Regions from separate parts of the Homo sapiens genome. Here region 2 is linked to region 1. A link is an interaction called in ENCODE POLR2A ChIA-PET data of the cell type or tissue named here. Cell type or tissue: OCI-LY7. All regions are shown on one strand.

What was found. Peaks named below come from ENCODE experiments on the same cell type or tissue, not always from the same donor. Only the 100,000 strongest peaks of a DNase experiment are listed, where the experiment ranks them.
Region 2: POLR2A ChIA-PET joins it to region 1 with 16 read pairs; 3 of 35 experiments call an interaction of 5 or more read pairs at or near these places.

The regions. Positions count from the first base shown.
Region 1 is chr1:45,667,711-45,675,710 of GRCh38, forward strand. All of the region lies in intron 2 of GPBP1L1 (GC-rich promoter binding protein 1 like 1), which reads right to left. Among named protein-coding and RNA genes, the nearest start is that of GPBP1L1, 15 kb to the right of the region's middle. In OCI-LY7, no CTCF peak of the experiment used is centred here; no DNase peak of the experiment used is centred here.
Region 2 is chr1:45,906,611-45,914,610 of GRCh38, forward strand. All of the region lies in intron 4 of MAST2 (microtubule associated serine/threonine kinase 2), which reads left to right. It overlaps LOC105378694 (a long non-coding RNA gene), which reads right to left and starts at 2,624. Exons shown (of 5, transcript XR_001738038.2): 1 at 337-2,624. In OCI-LY7, no CTCF peak of the experiment used is centred here; no DNase peak of the experiment used is centred here.

The DNA of each region.
Region 1 (8,000 bases):
TAGAGCCTGTATCTTGCTCCAGGTATATCCTTTATGTGCTTTACTCTCCAGTTCTTTGAGACAGAGTCTCATTGTCGCCCAGGCTGGAGTACAATGGCTCAATCTTGGCTCACTGCAACCCCCACCTCCTGGGTTCAAACAATTCTTGTGCCTCAGCCTCCCGAACAGCTGAGATTACAGGCATGTGTGACCTGTATTTTGTATTTTTAGTAGAGACGGAGTTTCACCATGTTGGCCAGGCTGGTCTCCAACTCCTGGCCTCAAGTGATCCACTTGCCTTGGCCTCCAAGAGTGCTGGGATTACAGGTGTGAGCCACGCCTGCCCTCTAGTCTTAACAAAAATCTATACAGAATAGTGTACCCTTATTGTCTTTATTTCCTCACTCACCCATTTATTCCTCAACCCACAGAAAATTACCTTTCTCCCACAGCTCTGACTGGTACCCCTCTATTTTCAAAATATTCCCATTAAGTTAATCTAACTAGTATATGATAGGCATAAATAAGTTTGCAGAGAAATGGTTGATGAATGACAGTTTAGAAAAGATATGCGCTGAAATAAGAATGAATATATTTATAGTATTCAAAATTCTGTAGGAATATTTATGAAATTTTTTAAGTACCTAATAAATTAAATTGCACACTTAAAAACAGAACACCTAGCCAGGTGCAGTGGCTCACGCCTGTCATCTCAGCACTCTGGGAGGCTGAGGCAGGCGGATAACTTGAGGTCAGGGGTTCAAGGCCATCCTGGCCAACATGGTGAAACCTCATCTCTACTAAAAATACAAGAATTAGCCGGGCATGATGGCACACACCTGTAATCCTAGCTAGTTGGGCTGTTGAGGCACAAGAACTGCTTGAACCCGGGAAGTGGCAGAGGTTGCAGTGAGCCGAGATCACACCACTGCACTCCAGCCTGGGCAACAGAGCAAGACTCTGTCTCAAAAACAAAAACAAAACAAAAAAACCAAAACAGAACACCTGCATCTACATATTAGGCTGAACAAATGTTCTTGAGGATGTTAATGGCCGATGTAATGCCCTAAACTTGAAAAACTTCACCAGCCTAGGCAAAATAGGGAGACCCTGTATCTACAAAAAATTTAAAACTTAGCCAGGCATGGTGGTGGGCGCCTACTTGGGAGGCTGAGGTGAGACAATCACCTCACCTTGAGCCCAGGAATTCAAGGTTGCAGTAGGCTATGACTGTACTACTGCGCTCCAGTCTGGGTGACAGTGAGACTGTGTCTAAAAAAATAAAAATTAAAAGCTTCACTTAATTTCAATACATTCTCCATCTGTCATTGATACACCATTTTAATTCTGTCAAAAGCATAATTTTGAGCACATCTTCAACCATGAAATAGTTTCCATTCTATCTATACTATATAAAACAATTAAAAAGCATTGTCCTCTCTGTAACACCATTTAAGTTTGGCTCAAATACAGAGATTATTCTTTCTTTTTTTGGAGACAGGGTCTCACTCTGTTGCCCAGACTAGAGTACATTGGCACAATCATAGTTCACCATAGCTTTAAGCTCCTGAGTTTAAGCAATCCTCTTGCTTTAGCCTCCCAAGTAGCTGAGACAATAGGCGCATGCCACCAACAGTGGTGCTAGAGATGGAGGTCTCACTATGTTGCTCAGGTTGGTGTCAAACTCCTGGCCTCAAGGGGCCCTTCTGCCTCAGCCTCCCAAAGTGCTAGAATTGTAGGTGTGAGCCACTGTGGCCAGCCCAGGGATTTAATAGCTCTATGGGAAAATCTAAAAGTATGCAGCATCTGACTTTTGACCAGCCTTGTTTAATTTTGGCTCCATAAACAAAGTGACTTTAAGTAAAAGAATAACAGACATAGTTTAGTCATTTGAAAGTCTTCTTCGGGGTAAAGGCTTTTGGGTATGACCCCCCCTCCAACCCCCTGCCAAAATTGAGAAAATGACTAAGTAACATGATTTCATAAACTAATTGGATAGTTTACAATCTGTGTATTCCACAAAATAGAAAAAGAATGTAGTTCTCAGCTAAGGGATCATTAAAAATAATTTTTGATGGATTGTGAAGTGACTTTTAGTAAATACAAGGATTCAAAGAACTGAGTGGCACTGATCAAACAGTATGTAACATTCTTAGAACTTATATCCATAAAAATGAAAAACATAAGTTGGCACAAAACTGAACTCCTTTTTAGTATTTCCCTGTATCACTAGTTATCAATCTATCTTTATCTGTCTCCCACTGATCCCAAGCACACAGAACACTATCTGGAACATAGTAGATAAATATTTCCTGAATGAGTGTATTAATAAATGCTTTGGTGACTAGTAGGGCAGTACATCTTCAACTTCACAAGGTAATGTCATAATACTTCTGAACAACGTGTAACCAGTTTTCACCATCAGCAGCAGCATTTTAAGCGTTCCATCTGCTTTACATCTTCAACCAAACTACATATGGCCAGACTGGAGGTTATTCTTTGCTCTGCTGGTAGGTTTAACACGATCACCTACTGTGTGGTCTTTTAATCTATTTATCAGGTCTTTGTACTTCCCTTTTTATAGGATACCTATTCTTTTTACCATTCTTCTTTTGGTTGTTGATCTTATTAATGCAAGAGAATAAATCAGATACGAATCCTATGATTATATGAGTTGCAAATACCTTTTTCCACTTCATGGGTTATCTTTTGATTTTCTTTCCCATGTCTTGATGAGCACACGTTCTTAATTTAGATGCAATCAAAGCTGCTGGTCATTTCCTTTATGATTCACATTTCTGTGTCTTGTTTGTAACAGTTCTTCTCCAAGGTCCAAACAATTTACCTATATTGACTTCTTAGTTTTAAGTTTTGTCTTTCACATTTACAATCAGTTGGAAATGATTTGTATACGGTATGAGACCCAGGTCCAATTTCATTCTTTTCCATATGAAAAAAAAACTGTCCCAGAAGTATTCTTTTTCCACTGATTTATACAGCCAGCTCTATCATAAATTGTTTCTATATATGTATGCAACTGCTTCCAAATTTATGTTCCATTGGCTTATTTACATATTTCTACACTACTACCATATGTCTTTTTTTTTTTTTTTTTTTTTGTGAGATGGAGTCTCACTCTGTCACCCAGGCTGGAGTGCAGTGGTGTGATCTCGGCTCACTGCAAGCTCCGCCTCCCAGGTTCACGCCATTCTCCTGCCTCAGCCTCCCGAGTAGCTGGGACTACAGGCGCCCGCCACCACACCCAGCTAATTTTTTGTATTTTCACTAGAGACGGGGTTTCACTGTGTTAGCCAGGCTTGTCTCGAACTCCTGACCTCAAGTGATCCGCCCGCCTCAGCCTCCCAAAGTGCTGGGATTACAGGCGTGAGCCACCGCGCCCGGACTACCATATGTCTTAACTATCATACCTTTACAATAATATTCTGATATGTATTAGAGCAAGGCCATCTCCCCTCATAATATACCTATAAAATGCCTTAGCTATTCTTGGCTCTCTGGCTTTTTTTTTTTTTTTTTTTTGAGACAGTCTCACTCCATCACCTAGGCTGGAGTACAGTGGTGTGATCTCAGCTCACTGCAACCTCTGCCTCCCAGGTTCAAGCAAATCTCGTGCCTCACCTTCTCAAGTAGCTGGGATTACAGGCATGTGCCACCATGCCCAGCTAATTTTTGTATTTTTAGTAGACACGGGGTTTCACCATGTTGGCCAAGCTGGTCTTGAACTCCTGGCCTCAACTGATCCACCTGGGCCTCCCAAAATGCTGGGATTACAGGCTTGAGCCACCATGCCCAGCCTCTCTGACTCTTTAATATTAGTTTTAAAACAGGCCAGGCACGGTGGTACATGCCTGTAATTCCAGCACTTTGGGAGGCTGAGGTGGGAGAATTGCTTGAGCTCAGGAGTTTGAAATCAACCTCAGCATCATGGTGAAACCCCATCTCTACAACAAAGAAAATACAAAAATCAGCTGCATGTGGTGGCTTGCACCTGTAGTCCCAACTACTCAGGAGGCTGAGGTGGGAGAATTGCTTGAACCTGGGAAGCTGAGGCCGCAGTGAGCAGAGATGGCATCACTGCACTCCAGGCCTGGGTGACAGAGCGAGACTCTGTCTCTAATAATAATAAATAAATAAATAAATAAATAATTTTAAAAACAACTGTCAAATTTAAGGGGGAAAATATTGCTATGACATTGCTTGGAATGGCAATAAATCTAGATCAAAATGGGAGAACTGACATCTTCATAATAAATCTTCCAAATCATGAGCACGGTCAACTTCTTATTTAAGTCTTCTTTAACATCATCAAATAAAGTTCTAAACTTTTCTCCATAAAGATGCAATAATACCTTTTTAAAAAGATTTATTCAGGCTGGGTGCGGTGGCTCATGCCTGTAATCCCAGCACTTTGGGAGGCCAAGGCAGGCAAATCACGAGGTCAGGAGCTCGAGACCAGCCTGGCCAACACTATGAAACCATGTCTCTACTAAAAATAAAAAAATTAGCTGGGCATGGTGGCCAGGCGCTTGTAGTCCCAACTACTCGGGAGGCTGAGGCAGGAGAATCACTTGAATCCGGGAGGCGGAGGTTGCAGTGAGCTGAGATTGTGCCACTGCATTCCAGCCCAGGCGACAAAAAAAAAAAAAAAAGGATTTATTCTTAGGTACCTTTATATATATTTTTTGATGCTATTGCATTATTTCCTTTAAATGGCTGTTTACTGCTGGCATAAATTATATCCAGCAACCTTGCTAAACTCTCATTAATTCTAATAATTTGTCTATAGATTCCACAAATAATGAGAGACAGAAGAACTCTTTTTATACACATGTTAACTTTTAGGTGCCTACCAGACATCGAAGTGGAGATGTTAAGTAGATAGCTGGATAAGAGTCTGCAGTTCATGACAGAAATACAGACTGTAGACCAATTTTATTTAAATCCATGGACCCAGATGAGATCATCAACAAAGTGAACGTAAAAAGAGATGGAACCTTGACATACAGCTTTAAAGATTGGGGAGACTGAGGAAAAAAACCATCAAAGTGTGGGGACCCAGAAGCTAAGCAGAAACATGTTTCAAGAAGGTAGAGTGACCATTTTCAAATGTTATTAAATAGGATAAAAAGCTGAGAACTCATCACTGGATTCACATGGAAGTGTCAGTGATGATGTTGGATAGGGGAGGTGGTGAAAGCCTGATTCCAGTGAGTTCAAGAGGGAAGGAACTGGAGACTAAAAGTATAGACAACTCTTTTGAGAAGTGTTGCTGCACAACAGAGAAAAGGAGCATGTAGGCTAAAAGGGGATGTGTGGTCAAAATAAGTTTTTTACTGCACTGATAGGAATAACCCAGTAGAAAAAGAAAACGATGCAGCTGATACAGAAAACTGCTGAAATATCCTTCAGCAGTTCAGAGGGGTGAGATGGGATGTACCAGTGAAGACTGGCCTTCAGCAGGCTCATGAATACATAGGTGGGAAAGCAGAACACGTGGGTACTAATGCAATGAGAGCTTGGAAGGTCTACCCTGATTGCTTCTATCTTCTCAACTAAGTAGACAGCAAGACCTTCAGCTAAAAGTATGGGTAGGTGCAGAGGAGTTGAGGGGTGTGAGAAGAATTAAAGCGTGAAACTGAAGAATGAACTACAGAGATACAGCAGAGCTTCCCAGCAGAGTAAGGGCCCACACTTGTAAGCTACCATGACTTTTGACTCCCTGAAGTCTCTTGCTCTTCTCACTGACCCATACCCAATTCCCCAAATGCCAATCTAAGTTAAGATCCCAGTTCTTGCTTACTTTGCTTGTCACCCATGAAGCTGACTGTGGTTGAAAGATACACAACCATGCTTTTAAATATTTGTTTTCGGCTGGGCGCGGTGGCTCACGCCTGTAATCCCAGCACTTTGGGAGGCCAATGCAGGCGGATCACAAGGTCAGGAGTTCAAGACCAACCTGACCAATATGGTGAAACCCCATCTCTACTAAAAATACAAAAAAATTAGCCAGGCGTAATGGCACATGCCTGTAATCCCAGCTAGTCGGGAGGTTGAGGCAGAATTGCTTGAATCCGGGAGACAGAGGTTGCACTGAGCCAAGATCACGCCACTGCACTCCAGGCCAGGCAACAGAGCAAGACTCCGTCTCAAACAAACAAACAAAAAAAATTGTTTTCTACAACAAAGAACCCTAATCAATATACTCTCAAAAGTCAATGAAAGCCAGGCACGGTGGCCCAGGCTTGTAATTCCAGCTACTCAAGAGGCTAAATCACGAGAATCTCTTGAACACGGGAGCGGGAGGCTGCAGTGAGCCGAGATTGTGCCATTGCACTCCAGCCTGTGTGAAAGAGTGAAATTGTCAAAAAAAAGAAAAAGTCAATAACCTGTGAATCCCCAACTTCAATGGCTTACACTGTTTACATGTTCCTTAGCAAAACCCATCTTAAATCCCCTGATTTCCATGACATTACATCATTAGACCAGCAGTTCTCAAACCTGGATTACATCAAGCTAAAAAAATTCAAAAGATGTTTTAAGGACTGACACAGGATTGCCTATTTTATTTGGATAAGTAGAAGATTAAAAATTTTAATATCACAATTTCATTAAAGACAGTATGTCATAAAAGACAAATCTTGGAAAAAGGAACAACTCACCTTAAAAAAAAGTTAACAATCTTACATTGATAATATTCACAAAGGGCTGAAGTCTTTGTCAGAGAGCAGCAATGAGTGACAACCACTGTATTAACATATCCTGATCTTCTCCCTACCCTGTGATTACAGATGGTCCCTAACTTAGGACGATAGTTCAATTTAAGATTGTTCAACTTTACAATATTGTGAGGTGAGAAAGCAACTCAACAGAAACCATACTTTGAATTGTGATCTTTGCCCAGGCTAGCAATACGCAGTACAATATTTTCGTGTGATGCTGGGCAGTGCCAGCAAGCCATAGCTCCCAGTCAGTCACAAGGGTTAGACAACAGTAAACACCTGATACTGTACAGGGTATGTGTTGCCAGATGATTCTGCCCAACAGCAAGCTCATGTAAGCATTCTGAAAACGTGTAAGGTAGGCTAGGCTAAGCTATGATGCTTCGTAGGTTAGGCATATTAAGTGCATTTTCAACTTAACATTATTTTCAAATTACAAATGGGTTTATCCAGATGTAAGTCAAGGAGTAGCTGTACTTTTTTCGGACTCTTCCTTTCTCTTGTCAATGTAATGGTTCTTTAAATGCTTCCATGTAGTCCTTTTCTTGTTTTTCTGTGCTCTTCATTATCTCATCAATTTTCAAGACTTCAGGTCTCCAAGTGAGTGACTTAAACTCTTGCTTCATTGGGAGGCCGAGGTGGGCAGATCACAAGGTCAAGAGATCAAGACCATTCTGGCTAACATGGTGAAATCCCGTCTCTACTAAAAATACAAAAATTAGCTGGGCGTGGAGGTGCATGCCTGTAGTCCCAGCTACTTGGGAGGCTGAGGCAGGAGAATCGCTTGAACCCAGGAGGCGGAGGTTGCAGTGAGCCGAGATCGAGCCACTGCACTCCAGCCTGGCAACAGAGCGAGACTCTGTCTCAAAAAAAATAAAAATAAATAAATAAAAATAAAAAAATAAAAAATTCTTGCTTCATGGGCCCATTACAATGCATTACACTTACCTTTTTATGTATTTATCTCCCTTACAAATGGGACACACTTGGTAGGGATTAATAGCAAAGGTGATTATCTCTATCTTTTTATAGACGGGGTCTATTTAGTGGGTGCCCAATAAATGGTAATTTTTTAAAGGTGTTGACAATTCTATAAATTAGTATCCCCTTCATCTTAACTGTTCTTTTTTGAGACAGGGTCTCACTCTGTTGCCTAGGCTGGAGTGCAGTGGCACGATTACGGCTCATTACAGTTGACCTCCCAGGCTCGAGTGATCCTCCCAGCTCAGCTTCCCAAGTAGCAAGGACTACAGGCACCTATCACCATGCCTGGCTATATTT
Region 2 (8,000 bases), 240 kb after region 1:
ATATAATTATATTATATGTTATTTTATATGATACAATTATATAATATATAATTATATAAGTTTGTAACATATAATAATTATATTATATGTTTATATAATGTTATTATGCAATATTAAATAGTGTAGCCCAAGCATACAATGTTTCTATAAAGTCTACAGTAGTAGACAGTAATGTGCTAGATCTTTACATTTACTCACCACTCACTCAGTCACCCAGAGCAAGTTCTAGTCATGCAAACCCCACTCATGGTAAGTGCCCTATACAAGTGTACCATTTCTATCTTTTACATGTATTTTTACTGTACCTTTTTTATGTTTAAATGCACAAATACTTACCATTGTGTTACAGTTGCTTACAGTATTCAATGCAGTAACATGCTATACAGGTTTGCGGCCTGGAAGCAGTCTATAGGCTATACAATACCATATAGCCTATGTGTGTGGTAGGCTATACCATCTAGGTTTATGCAGGTATACTCCATGATGTTCACATAATGATGAAATCGCCTAACAATGCATTTCTCAGAAGGTATCTCTGTTGTTAAGTGATGCATCACTATATATATTGTGACTTATTTTTCTCCAGCTTGTCTTTTCCTTTTTGGAAGGATGTCTTTCAGAGAGCAGAAGGTCTTAATTTTGATGTTCTTTGTGAGTTTTTATAGTTAGTACTCACTCATTCTGTCCAAGAAATCTGTGCCCATCCCAAGATCATGAAGATTTTCTCCAATGTTTTCTTCTAGAAGTTTGTAATTTTAGCTTTTATGTTTGAATCTTAACTCCTTTTGAATTAATTTCTTTAAAGTCTTAAAAATTATGGCAAGGTATATATAACAAAATTTGCCATTTTAACTTTTTTTTTTTTTTTTGAGAGAGTCTCGCTCTTATCACCCAGGCTGTGCAGTGGCGTGATCTCAGCTCACTGCAGCCTCTGCCTCCCAAATTCAAGCAATTCTTGTGCCTCAACTTCTGGCATTTTAACCATTTTTAAGTATACAATGTAATGACATTAACTATATTCACAATGTCATGCAACTGTTGTCACCATCTATTTCTAAAACTTTTCCATGGTCCCAGGTAGAAACTCTGTGCCCATTAAGCAGTAACACCCTTCTTCCCTTACCCCAGGCCTTGGCAGTCTCTGTTCTACTTTCTTTTTCTATGCATTTGCCTCTTCTAAATACTTCATATCAGTGGAATCATATAGTATTGTTCATTTGTGTCTGGCTTATGTCACTTAGCATAATGCACATCTATATTAAAGTCAGTTTTGGTAAGTTATTTTTTGAACTTTTTGTCTATTTTAAATAAGTTATAGAATGTATTGGCATAAATTGTTCCTGCTATTCTCTTATTATTCTTTTGCTGTCTTTAGATTTGTTGTGATAACTCATCTTTTATTTCTGATATTGATGATTTATGTTTTCTCTCCTTTTCTTCTTGATGTCTATTACTGTGGTTTTATTAATTTTATTAATATTGTCAAAGAACCAATTTTTGGTTTTGTTAATTTTTTTATTTTCTGTTCCTAATTTCTGCTTTCTTTTCTTTATTATATTTTGAATTTAATTTACTTTTAAGTTTTTTTAAATTGTTTTTTATTATACTTTAAGTTCTGGGATACATGTGCAGAACGTACAGGTTTGTTACATAGGTATACACATGCCATGGTGGTTTGCTGCACCCATCAACCCATAATCTACATTAGGTATTTCTCCCAATGCTATCCCTCCCTGGACTTTTTAAAGTTTTTAATGCAGAGGTATGGATTAGTGATTTCAGGTCTTCCTTTTTTGATATAAGCATTTAAAGCTATATATGTGCCTCTAAGCACTCCTTTAACTGTATTCCATAATTTGGTGTGTGTGTCTTTATTATAGTGTAATTCAAAATATTTTCTAATTTTCTTTGTCATTTCATCTTTGACCAATAGATTATTTAGAAATATGTGGTTTCGTTTCCAAATATTGGAAGATTTTATATTTTATTGTAGTTGATTTCTAATTTAATTCTGTTGTGGTTAGACAGCATAATTTATGGAATTTCAATATTTTGAAATTTCTTGAGACTTTTTTTATGGCCTAGCATGTGGTCTTTCTTGGTGAACATGCAATGTCTGCTTGATTAGCTTACCTGAACTCTAGCCCATGCCTCCTCAGCTTAGTGGAACTACTGTGCTCTGCTTGAACTCTAGCTGTCTGCCCTTGTAAGAAAATTGCTCCCAGGCAGCTGAGGAGGGAGCAGCCTGACTTTTGAGTTTCCCTTCTTTCTGGGTTTTCTTTCTTGCATTACATGTGTCCCAGTGCCTGAAAACTATTACATTGTATATTTTGTCTATTCTTATGGTAATTTGTAGTAGAATGGCTAGTTCTCTTTCGGTAATGTCATAGTTACAGGTGGAAGTTTGCCAATCTTTAGGTCCCTGCCTAAAATCGAAACTTTTTTTCTTTAGTTCTCACTGAAGACAAAGCGTGTACTTTTTACATCAAATGTAAAGCTATAAAATTCTCATTTATTTCTACTTTCTTGTTTTCTTCTTTAGGTAACTCGACAGTATGTAAAGTTTGTTGTTTAACATGACTTTTGTCCCTGTTATAATCTATAGAACTGAATAATATTTACTTAAAAAAGTTAGGTATCTTTTTCTCACTTTATTATCAGTTAAATAAATAATTTCATTTAAGGCTTTATCATAGGCAGTGACTGTTTTATCATTTTAAAAATCATTCTTATATGTGCAGCCATTTTAACGTTACTTTTCAATATCATTTACGTTAAACCTATAAATTTTCCATTGTTTTCTGTGACTATTTTTAAACCATCGGAGGAGAGGGGAATCTGGCTAAATATTGTATATATAATATTATGCTTTTAAGAACAATCACACCATCATTCTATATCGTCTTTTTTTTTTTTTCCTTCTTTTTGGAGACAGAGTCTGGCTCTGTCGCCAGGCTGGAGTGCAGTGGTGTGGTCAATTCACTGCAACCTCCCCCTCCTGGGTTCAAGTGATTCTTCTACCTCAGCCTGCCAAGTGGCTAGGACTACAGGCATGCGCCCCCACGCCCAGCTAATTTTTGTATTTTTAGTAGAGACGGGGGTTCACCATGTTGACCAGGATGGTCTTGATCTCTTGACCTCGTGATCCACCCACTTTTGCCTCCCAAAGTGCTGGGATTACAGGCGTGAGCCACCCCACCTGGCCCTTTCTTTTCTTTTTTGAAGACAGTCTCGCTCTGTCGACCAGGCTGGAGTGCAGTGGTGCCGTCTCGGCTCCCTGCAACCTCCGCCTCCCGGGTTCAAGTGATTCTCCTGCCTCAGCCAGGCTGGTCTCGAGTTCCTGGGCTCAAGAGATCTGCCTGCCTCGGCCTCCCAAAGTGCTGGGATTACAGGCATGAGCCACTGTGCCCAGCTACTTGTCTTTTTTGAATACTCTGGTTTATTTTCTGTGTTTCCAATCTTCAGTGATAGTAATTGTGTAAGTACTTTTTGTGTGCAGTTGTTTTTTTTTTTTTTCCCCAAATTTAAGCAGACTAGCTTATTTGTAGATTTTCTCTTTTTCCTCTTCTAAGCTCCACTGTCTTATTTTTCTGTCTATGTTGGGATCACAACGTACTCATTTTCAGTGATCTGTAGGATTTAAAAATAAGACGTAGTTATATCCACAGAGTACAAAGTTTGAATATATTCTCATCAAAAATATAAAGCGTAAAAAATGGAAGTTTTTTATTCTTTTAAAAGTTATTTTTCTTTTAAATATTCAAAATTAATTTAAATAAGCTGAATTAAAAATTTTTGTAAGTACATATTTTTATAAAAATAAATTGTAATTCTAGCATTAACTGTTCAACCATTTATCAGTGTAATAAATTGGTTCCTTGCCTTACATGTGCCATTTCTAGACCTGCATATAAATACATTTACTAGTAATGTGAATTCCTTAATTCTGCAAAATGTTCCTCAATTGCTGTGTGCTACTGTTAGGAATAGTGAGCTAAATTATGAGTACCTTCAGAACTGTGAATTGGAACAGGAAGAAATCAAATAAATGGATGTTTGACTCTGTTAGGAGACAATACTTTCTTAGGAAAGGTATCTATGATATTGATGTTATTTGACAGGAAGGATATAACAGTTAATTTGTCTTGTCTTTTATTCTGACACCCTGTGCTCCTCAAATATTTCATAATCTCAGGCAGAGTTCTCTGAAGTTTGCAGTTTCACAGCCCATAAATGGCGTTCTGATATAGTTGCCTCTCTTTTAAAGGACATGGGAAGAAATATGTGGACAAAGGTTTTCCTGTGGTCTGAACTGTACAATTTGCAAGAATGGATTTTTAGGGTTCTGCTTTGCCAGTGCAGAATCTTGTGACAGAGGAAACCCCATTTCTTTAATTAATTTGTTTTGTGTGTGTGTGTTATTTTGCAGGATCTCTAAAGTGAGAAGCCCATAGCAGAGGCCTTTCTTCTGGCTCTACAGTCAATAAATAAATGTGTGAATGAATAAGAGAAGGCAGGTGTTTCTTTCACCATACTGCAAATTATTGAGCCCTGTCACCAGTCCCAGGGAAATGTTAGGCCTTCCTAGTCCTGGCAAAGTCACAGGAATATTGGCACAAATGGATTCTAATGCCACTAAAGAAAGTACTCTGTGTGGGGATGTGTTACCTGGAGGTAAAAGTAATATCTTCTTTGGTCAGATAAAGGATGTAAAATATGGCTTTCATTCTCTAAAAATCAAACAAATATTTTCTCACTTTGGCATTATTTAAGGAGCTCCGTGTTCTCTCTCCTCCACCCAAGGAGTACTGCTCTGCAATAGTACTGCTCTTCAATATATGCAGAGCAGGCTAGAAAGAATCCATTTGCTGCTGTTGTCAGAAATTTCTACTGAAAGGTAAAGCGCAGTGATTTATAGCATTGGAAACTTGAGTTAGACTGCTCCAGTTTACCAACTTGGCTGAAGACACTTCTGGCTAGTATAATTCATATATAGGTAACCAGGTGCCAACATATTGAGGAAATGCTACTTTTCTACTTACCATTGGCATGATCTTAACTTCTCTGTGTCTTTAAAAAATAATAATAATTTTAAAAATAATAATAATGGAATAATAGTACATATATCATATGGCTATGATGAGTACTACATGAATATTAATGTGTAAAATGCTTAGAATAGAACCTAATAGTTAAGCACTTAATAAATGTTGGTTGCTGTTATGTCATTATTATTATTGTTATATTATTATTATTATTATTATTATTATTATTATTATTATTATTATTATGTAGCCTGGTCTCGGGTATTAGAGAATTGGAGAATATTGAGTAGAAACTTAGGATTCAGCCATAACTGCAAGCCTTAGCTGGGGATGGGAGGATAGACCCAAGGTTGGGGCTTTTGGCAACTGACCCTGATATCATCACAAGGCTTTCCAAAGTAGGAGCCAGTACTTGTTGAGAACTGTTAGATTTCTAAGGTGTTCTAGTTATCTTTAGGACCTGCTACTGAACTGGGGATTCTGAAAAAAAGAGGGTGCTGAGAGGGCTGAATAATTGGACTAATACATGGAGAGGAAAAGTGAGGGCTTGTGGCTACTAGGTGGGTGAGTTTGCTTGGGTAATTAGAACAGTGGCTTTCAAACTTTTTAGACTTTGACTTCAATAACAAATAAAGTTTACATTATGACCCATCACACACGTTCGCATTTGTATATTTGTATGTATTTCAGTAATGGATGTCATAAACACACATTTCACAAAACAGTGCTTACCCTTGCTGTGTGCGAAGGACTAATATTTTCTTTTCTATTCTATTTCATTTGTATATGTACTTTTTGTGTGCAGGTAGTTTCCCTTTTTAGAAAATGTTGATCCTGACTTCCTAAATTGATATAATGTCTTACTAAAGAGGTGTGACCCACATTTGAAAAAGCACTGGTTTGCCTATGAGTTAGTCCTTTGAACATTACCCTAGAAAAAACAGTTTGATACGCTTTGTCATCTAGGTGAATGAGAGAAGCCCCTCAGAGTTGGCAGAGCCGCTGAAGCAGGGGACAAGACTTGCTTCTCTTTGGCTCTCTTAGCTGCCAGGGTTTAGCTCCACAGTTTACTTGATCACTTGGTTTTCTTGAGTCTAGGTTCTTTTTCTCAGATGTCTTCCTATTTGTTGGGACTAATCTCTTCCTTTAGACTGGGAGATTGCTCCAAGAGGGCAAGACTTACAGTAATAGCTAACACTTTTATAGTGCTTTCTCTGTGCTAGGCACTTTGCTGTTTACATGTATTAGTCCTCACCACAACCTATATATTAGGTACCTTAATGATCTTCATTTTACAGGTGGGGAAACCAAAGCATACAGAAGTATGCTTAGCTTACCCTTCAATAGAGGTCTTCTGCAACTTACCTTAAACATTAATGGATGAAATTAAGCTAGTTTCTGGGCTTATTTTCTTAACTTTCCTTATGGCTTTTCTTACCACAAGAATGATTAGAGAGTAATAGAAATTGAACAAAAAATGGCACTGAACTTTGTCTGAAGGAGTACAGTTTAGTTAAGTTGGTCAGATTCGGCATTTGAATAATGACTGTGCTTTGAGCCCTAACATTAAAGCCCTGTAGTCTTCCTTCAGGCTTGGGTTTGAGAATGAATAATGCTGCAGAAACGCCCACATAGTCTTCGCTCATTATTTTACCAGTTTCTTCCAGTCCCTTGCCCACTGCAACAGCTGTTTAGCCTGGCCCATGCCTTCTGGGTTAATAGTATTTCTGACACAGTGTGAGTTTTCAAGTTGCTATGTATAATTTCTGCCAGAGTTTTTACTGCCGCCAGGCCTCAGGGTTGGAGGTTGCAACTGATTTGTGGGGGAGGGAGTTTGGTGCTTGTCACTGACGCAGGAACAAGGTGCTTTCTGTAGCTCTGATTTGTTGCTGGCTGAGTGTGAATGATGTCAGGCAGATCAGAGGACAGCTGATTCATTTGGGATCTGGAACTTGTCACTGTCCCACTGCTGCCTCGTGGGCTCTTAGGTCTTTTGTGGGGGGATGGGAGGGGTGTTCTGAAGATCATGTTTTTGAAGAAAAGTACTTTAATTTTTGCCGTAAGTTTGGGAAGCTTTTATAATTTCCTTTGGCTGACAGAACTGCATACCCCTTGTGTGAGAGAACTTCCTACCAAGACTCCAGTGTGAGGGCAAAACTTGAGTAGCCAGGAGAATGATGAAACGGAGGCAAGAGAGACTGGGAGCACCATGTCTGCGGATTCAGTAAGGAGGTTGGGGTCTCTATGGAAACTGGCAGATGTCAGGAAAAAAAACTAATGCCAACTAACACAGCTTCGTTCATTTGGATGAAGACTGTTTTGGAGATGCCTGTCAGGAAGAGGGCTGAGCTGGCTTGATTAATTCAAGGTCAAAACAGTGGTCCTTGGCAGGGGCATATGAGGTTTCCAATTCCAGAAACTGAATTAGATGTCATTTTAGGGGTTCCTGAATACTTGGAGAACTGGGTAAAAAAATGAAGACAATTATTTTCTTCCCTTGAAAGCAAATGTTTATTTAAAGTTAGTGTCAAGGCTGCAAATACAAACCCCGTGAATGTGAGAAACCAATGGAAACAAAAAGTACCTCCTCCTTTGACTAGAGAGGGTATTGTATTTCTGCCCATGGCCTGTCAGCTCAGGACCTCAGATCTGCCCTTGCAGATTCAAGCATGGGTCCTTTAGGGTGTGACCTCTATTTTATTTCTATATTGGCCAATATAGAAATAAACTTTATTAGGTGAGAATATCAAAGCTGGGAGTGGAAGAAGGCTTCCTCTTCAGGGTGACTTTTCCAAGAGCAGCTCAGGCTTATTTAATGAAGAAGTGCCAAGTGAATTCATCAGTAAATTAGAGAACCAGTGAAAGAAGAGACCTAGAATTCATTTCACCTCAATTATCTGTCTTGAACTGCCTTTGTTTAACCCACAGGGCTAAGGGAGTGTACTTCAGATTTTC